Linked DNA regions of Homo sapiens: region 1 is linked to region 2. A link is a contact called in ENCODE Hi-C or POLR2A ChIA-PET data. All regions are on one chromosome and are shown on one strand. The core of a region is the stretch at or near the end of the contact, and the rest is flanking DNA. Distances in the headings are between cores, read along the strand shown.

Region 1 (5,728 bases), core at 2,824-5,323, 36 kb before region 2:
GCTCGCTGCGGTGCTCAGGTCTGAATAAAGTGGTTCCACCTGCAGCAAATTACCCCTCTCCCCACCAGGCAGATTCAGCCATCTTCCTCCTTTTTAGTTAGGGAAAGGCTGGAACCTGGTATGGATTTTTCTCAGGCCTCAACCCTTAGAACCAGTTTTAGTCTTCTTTGGTTTCTGTGGTTCTATTCTCTATGCTCCGTTCCTAATCAGCCTTGACAGATACCTGCTTCGCTTTCATTGCTGGCACTTAGGACTTATTCACAAGTTCAATTCACTGGGGAAAACACCCCAGGGAACATCCTTAATATTCGTATAAATCTTTAATAATAGTAGATCTACATGTTTCTTTCTTTCATACTTCATTAGAAGACTGGACTCCAATAAAATTGAATATTTTGTTTGTTTTTTCTCCTTGCATATAAATCTCATCGTATACAAATAAAAATACAAAAATAGAAACAAAAAATCACTCAAAATTATGCCCTACGAAGGCAAACATTGTTTCCATTTTAATGTATTTTGTTCCAGTGTTTTTAATTTGTATCTTGGTATAAATATGAATAGTATAAATATAAATAGTATAAACATGATAGTATAAAAGTAAATAGTATAAATATGATAGGTTTTTCTTTAAAATATCAGTGAAGTTGTTGAGATAACCTGAAAGCTGATTATTTATTTTGGAGGGCTCTAGAATTAAATTCTGGTAGATTCTGAAATCAAGATTATTAAACGAAAGATATATAAAGCAAAATATAAAAAGGTTTCTTTATATATGGAGCATTAAAGACTTTCAAATTGCTCCATAACAAAAATCTTTTAAAAAAATTAAGAGCGTACTTAGCCTCAAATATTTTAATGTTTACCATGTCAGCATTACAACTTGTTAAATAATAATAGTCGCTTTTGTTTTAAACAATTCTAAAAATACAGGTAACATGCATTGCTGTGAGACTATGAACATCTGTGGTGACCACGGATTGGCTGACATAGAGGTGTTCAACACTTTTGCTGTAGTTTTATGGTTCTACAAATTTCTCCCCGTTAAAGATGGGATAGTGTCTTTGCTCCAGCATTGGTAGATTTCCCCACTAATCATTGGCGGTCTGAAGAGTAAGAGAGAAACTCAATAAGGGTATTGGAGAAAGTAAAAAGTGAGTTAGCTTTCCTTGCCAATAAGGAGTTCCAGGAAATATGTTCTTAATGGAGAGAAAAAAACTCAGAAAAATAAAGCAAGGAACAAGGAATGACCTAATAATAATGGTTTTTCAGGTGGCAAATATTTCATAAACAATGGTGACCAGATGTTTCCTACCCTCATAAAACAGAGCTACCGGGCTTCATGTACAAGCCGAAGGATGTCCGGCATTGAACCAGGGCTTAGTGATAGTTCCCTGTGTGCCAGGCACTGCGCTGGCCTCAGTGGGGGCTGGACAGACATGGTCTCTGCTGCCACGGACCTTGGACTCAGGGAAAGATGTGGTAAATGAACAGTTTTTAAAATCGCCGTTGTCACAAATATCAGAAGTTTCCTTCCAGAATGTAGAATTCCCTGATTCAGCAAATAAAAATAACATGATGCCCCTACCCTACCCAGAAGCCCTCTCCATTGAATGGTAGTAGGAGGGAGAGGAGAAAGAACATTCCAGTAAGAGGAAAAATGCATATTCCAAGGCACTCAGGTAGGGAAGCAGCTTGGTGCTTATCAGAATCTAAGTTAGACATAAGGAAAAACAGTCCAAAAAAACAAAGCAAGGCCAACAACAACAACAACAACAACAAAAATGGGTAAACATATCTGCATGTCTAATGATACATTTTTGAAGTACAGATTAAGAATCATTATACACAAACGTTCAGTCTAATTCACCCCAGCCTTCTTTTTCTGACAGCAATACCACAGGTTCCTTTGTAGGCAGACAGAGTTATCTTTCTTTAGTGCCAACCCAAGCACAGGAATATTCTCTCCAGTAACTTAATTTTTCTGAATCCACTGATTGCAAATATGTCACTTACTAGTTTAAACATTTTACGTTAAAAAATTTTCAATTGTAGCACTTGCATTAATGACTCTTATAAATGAATTACCTTATCTTGGACTTAGACTCTGTTTGCTTTAACTTCACCCATCTCTACCTTTTGCAGACTTTTACCAGAGCCATTACAACATTATAAGGCTTTTTTTCCCCAGACTTGCCCTCCTCACAGTCGTTTTGAGTCCCTTCATGGCTGTGGTTCCTTCTCTTACATATGGGGACAGTAAAGAATAGGTTTTCAATTAGATGGGTTTCAAATCCAAACTCCTCACTTACTGGCTAAGTAAGCTTGGGTGACTTACCTAATATCTCTGAGACTCAGTTTTCACATCTTTAAAATGGGCCAATGACACTAGAGATTTATCTTATAGGGTTGTTGGGTTATAGGTTTGTAGGGTTATAGGTTGTTGGATGTTGCCCAGCATATGAAGTATTAGCACAATGCTTAACACATATTGTCTGGGCGTGGTGGCACCCGCCTGTACTCCCAGCAGTTTGGGAGGCCAAGGCAAGCAGATTACCTGAGGTCAGGAGTTCGAGATCAGCCTGTCCAATATGGTGAAACCCTGTCTCTATTAAAAATTAAAAAATTAGCCGGTCATGGTGGCACGCGCCTGTAGTCTCAGCTACTCAGGAGGCTGAGGCAGGACAATCGCATGAGCCCGGGAGGCAGAGGTTGCAGTGAGCTGAGATCATGCCACTGCACTCCAGCCTGGCCGACAGAGTGAGACTCTGTCTCAAAAACAAAACAAAACAAAACAAAAACAAACAAGAAAACCCCCCAAAAAACCCACATATTAAATACATAGGAATATATAACAATTTTAAAATTTCACTTCAGATTTCCACAGCTTTCTTCCTGTATAGGGGGTTATGGCTTTGTACTGGGTAGGATAATATTTGCCATTGTGTTTCCAAACAGGAAAAGTTAGCTAATGAACTGGGTTGATGTTGCTGGCAGGTTAGTGTTTAGAGCCTGTGTTGCCAGTAAGTGGTATAAGAAAGCTCATGGATTCCAGGGATTCATTTTCCTGCAGCACTGGACTTCCTTAAAAATATCACTTCATACTTCCCCACATTTAAATATACCTGCTTGTTTCTCACCAACTCAAAAAACCAAATGAATCCAACTTCCCAGGTTCCTGCCCTCCCCTCACCCCACGTTGGCTTTGGGTCCCTTCATGAGTGTGATTCCTTCCTCTCTCACATTGGGGGCAGTAAAGGATAGGCTCTTATTTAGATTGATGTCAAATACAAACTCCTCACTTACTGGCTGAGTCAACTTGGGTGACTTAAACTAACATCTCTGAGACTCAGTTTTCACATCTTTAAATTGGGCCAATGACACTAGAGATTTACCTTATAGGGTAAATCTCAAAGATTTTACCTAATGTATTTAATGTATACATCTCAAAGGTTTACCCTTGTGGAGTAGTACCTCAAAACCAAAGACTCACGGGAGCTTCCTCTATCTTCCTTCCCAATTTGACTTGGTATGTCATGACTTGGAAAAACTTGGTGTCATCTGAAAATTGGAAATGTCATCGTGAATTTTCTCTTCCAAATCACACTATAATATCAGAGTCAGATGTTTCCAGCACTGATCATAAGCCAACACGAGTGTTTAATTTTACTTCATTTAGTGGAGAGTTGTCCTTGGTTTGCTACCTCCAAGCCAGTTCACTAGCCATGGACAAGCTGCTCTAAATACATGATTCACATTGCCTGTTTTGTTTTTTTTTTAATTTAAAAAAACAAGTTATAAAATGTTAAAAAAAAATGAAACATCATTTTTATTCTAAACTATTGTCAAGGGCCTTTGAAAGTCTTAATATATGTACCCCCAGGTTTGTTTTTATCCACATTGATATCTCCTTTACAAAGAGTAGGTAACAAATTAGTCCTCATGGTTACTATATTTTGAAATTTTGTTTTATTTCCTTTAATAACTAATGCACCAAGCACTCAGGAATTCTACCATTTACACAATAAAAGAATTGTGACTCCCAAGTTTGTGGTTATGAAGTATACTCCTGGAATCCTTATGTATAAAATCCTGATAAACTGTCATTGCCAGTTCTTAAGCAAGTTATAAAATGTGGCTAGCAGCTTCCTTATTTTGCCCTAGAGTTTCCTCAGATTGCTGAAATAATAGGCAAAAGACCTGAGCAAACAATTCACGAAAGAGAAAATAAAAACATTTGAAAATATAATTCATATTCAAAAATGCACATAAAAATAGATTTATTTTTTATTCATCAAATTAAGAGAAATTGAAAAAAACAGACTACCCAATTCAGGCAAGAATACAATGATTTTGGCTTTCTGTGATTTGTAATAAGTCTTTCAGGGGTATAAAAATTATAATGTAACAAGGGTATACACTACAGTGCATAGATAACTCTAAACTTTGTCACTGGATTTATAAAATGTGAAAATTCTTGAAGCAACTGCAAACTTTGTAGAAGCTACGTAAGTGTTGGCAAATTCTCCATTAATTCAAATTATGCAAATTAGCACTAGTAACAAGAGAGTTAGAAACTGTTTTTCCAAAAATAATGACAAGTAGTAAAACATTACAGTTCAATGAAAGAACATGGATTGGGGGCAGAGTATCAAACTGAAAAGCAAAACTAAATTAGTAATTGAGGGATTCATAACATATGTCTCTAAAGAGACAAAACGAAATACTGACCCCCTATAAGTGAGACTAATTTGCTTGTATAGCAAAAATTTGATCTTGAGTGCCCAGCTTGATTAGCAAAGTTCCCAAAGAGGGCGCCCCCATAGTGAGTGAGGAATGTAACTACAGAAGTTTAGGTGGGCACTGGGCACGGGGAGACTCTCCCAGTGGCTCTTTAGAAGCTCATAAATATCTCTAGCTTGAAGTCCAGATTAGTTATAGAGGCTTACTGTGTTTTGTCATTTTGCCAAAAATGCCCCTTTTGCTTCGGTTCCACATTTGGCTTTCCCTGTGAGTCTTGCAGGGTTTTATTCTATTTTATCCCAGAGGAACAGAGAACTAGAATAACTCAAATACTTGTAGGCCTGGGGGAGCTCCATGACTTGAATATGGTAATTCTCTGCTTTGGATGGTATGATTGAAGCACTTACCATTTTTCTTTGTTTTCGTTTTCTGTTTTGATAAAAAAAAATGTAGTTTTGCACTGACTCAGACAAAGTAAAGTCATCCCTTTTAACTTAGGATTAGCCCTGAGGAACTCTTCTCTCCTTTTTATTAAGTGTGCTTTAGTTCCAATCCCTCCACAATCCCAGGCCCACAGTTATCCTAAGTATTTGCTGATACAGGGGAAATGGCACTGAGCATTGAGAGAGATGAACCTGGCATTAATTTCCTAATGTGTTGTATTCACTATGGCTAATGGAGAAATTACTCAGATTTATTTTCTATTTGTAAAATGATTACTCAAAGATGTTGGGAGGAATAAATGAGACAACATGGATGAAAGTGTAAATAATATAATTCTACATAAATGAATTATTGTCAGAACCATCATAAACTTCTTCATTTTGGGGATAGAATTTCATTGCCTTTTGCTAAATGCTACTATAGAAAATAAGGTATTAAAAAACCTCTTGGTTTTCTGAGGGTTAAAGATTTGTTTCTTCAATTCTAACTCTCATTTTTTTTTTGTGGTTCTTGTTCCTTGAACTATTGCCCATGAATGTCT
Region 2 (5,950 bases), core at 3,058-5,557:
GATTTAAAATGAATTAAGAAATAAAAGAATAAGAAAATAGGCAACTATAAAATTAGGTTTTGCTTTCTTATGGATTCTGCCCTAGTGTGCTTGTTCCTATTGTCTAGGTATGTAGATGGGAGGAGAGGCAATTGGGTTGGTGAGATAGTGACAGGAAGCACTTGTTCATTTTCAAATTCCCTCTCACTAGTCCTAACCAGGTCCATAGTGTGTGTGTGTGTGTTTGTGCCTAATGCAGACTTTTTCCTTAAAAACAAGAAGCTCATATACAGATTTTTTAATTGACTGCAGCAAATAAAGTAGACTATACCATAAAAGATCCATGGCACAAGACTGAATACATATAATATTCTACTGAAACACCATAAATTCAAAACAAAAAAAAACATTTTAAAAAGCTCTAAAATATAACTAAAACAACCCTGAAAATTATATGGACAAATGGCTAAAAGCCAACCTATCCGATTCACAGTGCTTAACACCAAGATATTTTCTGGATGGTTTTTATGGGGTAAATCAAAGTATTCATTAGAGACATTGCTGCTGAACTTATTGATACATCATGAGGATAGTAGATTAACATGAAAGTCAGTATTTTTCACTATTAAATATTAAAATGATGTAGTTTATATCTGTGTCTCTACTACCCACCTTAAGATATAAAATACTGCCAACACAGTTGACTCCTCACAAATCACGTGCTTCATCTCAAAGGTTACTGCTGTCTGGAATTGACTGTTCCTCATTCCCACACATTTCTCTGTACTACTACATCCGTAAGCCTGAAATAGTACTATTTTGCAAATGTAACTTCATATGCAAACATCTGTCCATGTAATTTATGTGTAAGTTTTTACAACTTGCTTTTCTTTGGTTGATTTTATGCTTATGAGTTTCATATATCCTGATACATGCAGCTCTAGTTCATTTGTTGTGTGACTATATCACAATTTATCCATTTTCTCTTTGATGAATGTTTAGGTTCTTTCCAGTTTCTTGAGCACATATTTATTGAGCACCTGTTACATGCCAGACACTGTTCTAGGCTCTGAGGACACAAAAGTGAGTAAAACAGATAAAGTCCTTACACCCAAGGATTTTATATTCTAGTGAAGGAAGAAAGACAACTACAAAAATCAAACAGATAAAATGTGCAGTGTATCACATGAGATCTATGGAGAAAAGCAAGAGAGTGGAATAGAGAGTAAGGTAGGCAGGACCTTTCTTTTACATAGAGTAGTTATAGGAGGCCATATTGTAAAGGTGATAGAGATATGGAGGGGATCAAGGATTTAATCCTGCAGATATCTGGGGAGAGAGATTTACAAACAGAGGGAGCAGAAAGTACACAGGCCCCAGACAAGAACAAGCCTGGTGGTGTGATGGAGGTGCAGCCAAGAACCCCACTGTGACTGGGGGAGTGGCAAGAGGTGAAATCAGAGAGATGAAGCCTGATTAGGATGTATAAGAACTATGGATTTTACTCGGACTAAGTGAGAAGCCCCTGGACGGTGTTCGGGCAGTGCTGTGATAGTGATTTCATGAAAAAGAATTACTCTGAGTGCTGTGTAGACTGTGATGAACAATAACGAAAGCAAGGAGATGGGTTGGAAGGTAATGCAAATAACAAAGAGACAGATGATGGTGGCTTGACGTGCAGCCTCATTTATGGAGGTGGGGTGAAGTGGTCAGATCTGGAGACATTAAAGGTGGTGCCAGCTGGATTTGCTGGATGAATTGGACTTGGGGTGTGAGAAAAAGAGGGATCGAGAATGGCTTCAAGGTTTTTTTCCTGAACAGCTGGAAGGAGGGTTGTCTTTTGTTGACATGGAGAAGATTTGGAAAGAGAAGGTTTTTGGAGGAGAGGAGAATCAGTTTAGTTTTCGACAAATTTGATAAGAGTATCAGACATCGATATAGTGGTGTCAAGTAGGCAGTTGTGTATCTATAAAGGCTTAGTGTATGCACATCTTAATTGTGTATCGTAAAACAGTTCTCCAAACTGGTTGTACCTATTTACATTTCATGTTGCAGTCACAACACGTGTATTGTCAGGATTTTTTCATTTTGATGATCTGATGGTATTATCTGGTATCTCATTGCTGACTATATTCTTTAACAACAACGATACTCCTGGGCTAAGCCATCTGGATCTTCACTTTACAAGCACTGAATATTCATAAACTATTGGCTAGTGGTGCTGTTGCTACATTTTCCGAAACCAAATCAGCCAAAAGATGGGAGATACCATATTTTCTTACCCTTAGTAAGAAAAGTAAATTCATGGCTTGTTTTTCTTCCTGTCGTTTTTGAGGAGATGGAAATTTTTACTGACAGAGTTGCATAGATTTGATATGGCTAATCCTCTTGTTTTGGCTTTTGATGATGATCAAAGTCTTGCTGATGTAAACTAATTGGAGGCATTGGACATGCTGTATTTCGATTATAAAAAGAAATAATTGTATTACTTTTAATTATATATAGTAAATAAAACTTTACAGGGCTAACAATGATGACCTAGTAGGTATCTTATGATTAGATATGAGTAATTGTATTTAGACTATTAAAGCACATTACTGGATTCCACTTTTACTACAATAAGTGGGTGTTTAAAAGTTTTTTTTGACATATGTACACATTTACCTTATATTAATAATATAAAGATGTGTTTGGACTACTTGTAGATAAAACAGGAATGCTTTGTTTTATTTGTAGTTATTTTCTGAATAATAACTTTATTTGTAGTAATTTGATTGAGAATAACATAGTTTCTTCCCATGTCCCAGTCCCTGTGTCTTGATCCTGCTTCCTGCTGCCATGTTTTCCTGTGGCGCATTCCCTGTGCGTCAGCCTGGACTTTTCCAATGGCCAATTGCCAAGCTCCTTGGCACCACACTTCACTCACCTCCCACTACAGCTGCCAACTACCCAACACTGAATGTTTCTACACTAACTATACCCACCTTAAAAAATATTTTCTGTTGATTGACCATGATTAACTTAATACAAAAAAAGGGAAGGATACCCATGAAGGGATTTGTTTTCTTTTTCCATAGAGAAAGATACTGGAAATTGCCAGGCTACCATTTTCTTTGAAGATATTTGGAATATGAATTCCAAGCGTAGATTTTTAAAGGTGGCAATTCCACTATCTCCATTTCTGGAGGCTTTCAGTAAGCTATGCATAACTTCTAACTCCACAGTGACAGTGGCTAAGTCTTCTCATTAACAACTGCAGCATGGGATCAAGAATCATAAGAGCTGAGTTATACTCCAGTCTCCATGACTAATGAATGATTTTTGTATTACTAGGCACATCATTTCACAGTTTTTGATCCCAGTCTCCTTACATTTAAATGGTTTAAAACATACAGTTGATAAAATATTTTTAAAGGTATAAATACCTTTAAAATAAATAAATAATACCTTTAAAAATAAATAAATACCTTTAAAAATATAAGGCCTCCTTTTTATAATACCGGAGGTAATTTTGAACTAAAATTCTTCACAAATTTTTTACTAACTCACAAAGTCAAGAGTGGAGAGAACAGGGAAGGTGAGTGATGTCAGGGAACAGGTCTTTATGCTGTTTGGAAGGAGTATATGAGAATATGGGACATTTGAGCATAAGCAGAGAAAAAATGAATTCTGACTTGATTTCATTTAATGTAGTAATTCAAATTGTTAATATAATTTGCATATCATGTGAATACTACCTCAATTGTATATAACGTCCTTTTTTATGCATAGGGTTTTCTTCTATCAGCTCTTCTTTCTCTTGTTGAGATTTTGTTGGATATGCAATAATAAAGGAGGAAAACATATTTTCAGTCCTGTTTGTAGTCATAAGTGGTGTTCACACAGTGTGAGAGGGTGAAGTGACTGCATGTGAAGTACAAATGCCTTGCCTTGAAGTGACTGGCCTGGTTTTACCCTGTTGTTTCTGTTACTTCTTCCCTGAGTGGGGGCTTCTTTATCCACATTTGTAAGGTTCATCATGCCAGCTTTCAAAAGCAAACAATCTCTGTTGTTTAATCTAAGCTCCAGCCAGCTGCTTAGTAGCCCAGGCATGTTAACCTAGCAATTGGTTTCCCTAATCTGGACCCAGTTGAGTCACTAAGATTCTGCTCTGTTCTTTTGTCTTTCTGGAGCTATGGTCCTAACTTTCACTTGCTTAAACTCTTGCAAGGTAAAGGTTTCTCCCCCGTGTTCCAGCTCCTGTATCTTGATCCTACTGTCTGCTGCCATGTTTTCCTGTGACGCATTCCCTATAAGTCAGCCTGGACCTTTCCATTGGCCAACCGCCAAGCTTCTTGGCACCATACCTCACTTACCTCCCAGTACAGCTGCCAACTACCCAACACTGAGGAGCGTCTCTGCTCTCACCAACCAGTGTCTCTTGGGCTTCTGCTTATGGCTTGCTTTAGATTCTCCTGACATCTCCTTGCCTCTCCACACGTCTGTCAACTGCTTCTGTGACCTCAGGAAATGGCCTGCCAATCAATAGGTCTGCCTAAGCTCCAGGTCCTAGGTCCTCTGGACTGACACAGTCTGAGTCAGGTTCTAAAATGCCCCATTGCAGGAAATCTTTAATAAAGGTTTTCTTCCTGATAGAAAATTTCCTTCAAAGATTTTCTCTTATGACTGTCATATGTCTCATGTGGTCAAAAGAGCTCAATGTTCTTAGGCGTCTGGTGCACTTACAAATACATGACAAGGAGGATCAAGATCTTTGGAACAGAAATTTAAAAAATCCAATGAGCATCTATGCTCTCCCTCTCAAACAAAAACAGCCTCCAAACCCAAAAAACTCTATAGGATACAAACATGACCAGCTAACTTTCAACAATGGAACATTTTATGAGACTTAATTATTCTAGAAGGGCATAATTTGTCAAGTTTGGACTTTCATAGACTGCAGAATAAGAGAAAACTAGTTAATAATACTGCAGATACTAACTAAATTAAATTTTAGTTCTGCTACCCCCAAAGAGGCAGAAGTGTGAATTTGATGACCCCTAGAATCACCAAATGGTTAAGTGAATTTTAATACAGTAATTATGGTCTGTTCACCTGAATTAATCCTTCAATGCTAAATGGACTGCTTTCTGTCATTTTTTAAAGGTTGTAGTATACTTCAAGGGTTATTTTGGAAGTAAATGTAGGTGGAACCATATGTAGTTTGAAAACCTGTGGAACTGTTTTGAGTGACATGAGAATGAATGTCTAATGAAAATTATTTATTTGCAAGATTGATAGGTTAAAAAATCTAAATAGAATCTGAAACATTCATTTCTGTCAAAGGTAAAATGTAAGAAACAAATTCTTCATGTATATAAATCTGTATAAATAATCTACATAAATAACATATAAATGCAGAATTTAGAACGACATATTTAATTAAATGAACACATGAAAAAGTTTTTTACTGCCCCCTGCTGTCAGTTTCTTAAAGAATTATAGTAAAATTACTGTAAAGCTGACTCAAAGTGAATTAGTTGAACAAATTGGTCGGGGGAAAAAAATCGCCCACCTGTAATCACACCACTTTTCAGCCAGTAATGCTAATTTTTACTTCATGTGTGTGCACAATGAGGTCAGATTAAGAAACCAACACTAGCAAAGCTTGTGTTAGTGAGCAAAGGATCAGAGATACAGGGAAGTTTGTGATCTGTGAAATGCTATTAGTAAGAAAGTACCAGTGTTTCAATTCAATCTTTAGCCAGTGATGTCTACTTTACCATTTTTTTCCAAATCAAATAATTTTCAGTTAACTTTTTTTTTTTCTTTTTTTGAGACAGAGTCTCGCTCTGTCACCCAGGCTGGAGTGGAGTACAGTGATATGATCTTGGCTCACTGCAACCTCTGCCTCCCAGGTTCAAGTGATTCTTGTGCCTCAGCCTCTTGAGTAGCTGGAATTACAGGCACTCGCCTCCATGCCTGGCTAATT

Evidence for each region. A loop is a pair of places that touch in the nucleus more often than their neighbours do. ChIA-PET counts read pairs that join two places held with the same protein, here RNA polymerase II (POLR2A). Pooled maps may share reads with other maps.
Region 1: a loop to region 2 is called in a map of naive thymus-derived CD4-positive, alpha-beta T cell, with 10 times the contacts of the local background. The contact joins two enhancer-like sites. A Hi-C loop is called at or near these places in 7 of 168 maps with a recorded cell type or tissue (PC-9, endothelial cell of umbilical vein, gastrocnemius medialis and 2 more) and 13 of 50 pooled maps. POLR2A ChIA-PET finds 5 or more read pairs at or near these places in 3 of 52 experiments (BJ, RWPE1 and activated naive CD8-positive, alpha-beta T cell).

What each region holds. Positions count from the first base shown.
Region 1 is chr4:168,549,741-168,555,468 of GRCh38, reverse strand. The region is part of intron 2 of PALLD (palladin, cytoskeletal associated protein); the gene reads right to left. The region is part of intron 1 of LOC124900807 (a long non-coding RNA gene); the gene reads left to right. Among named protein-coding and RNA genes, the nearest start is that of PALLD, 56 kb to the right of the region's middle. RefSeq lists an enhancer at 1,019-1,188. Within about 2 kb of position 4,073, at least 4 of the 41 ENCODE cell types and tissues checked have a DNase peak (open chromatin) inside an H3K27ac peak, as active enhancers do.
Region 2 is chr4:168,513,955-168,519,904 of GRCh38, reverse strand. The region is part of intron 2 of PALLD (palladin, cytoskeletal associated protein); the gene reads right to left. The region is part of intron 1 of LOC107986198 (a long non-coding RNA gene); the gene reads left to right. Among named protein-coding and RNA genes, the nearest start is that of PALLD, 20 kb to the right of the region's middle. Within about 2 kb of position 4,307, at least 5 of the 41 ENCODE cell types and tissues checked have a DNase peak (open chromatin) inside an H3K27ac peak, as active enhancers do.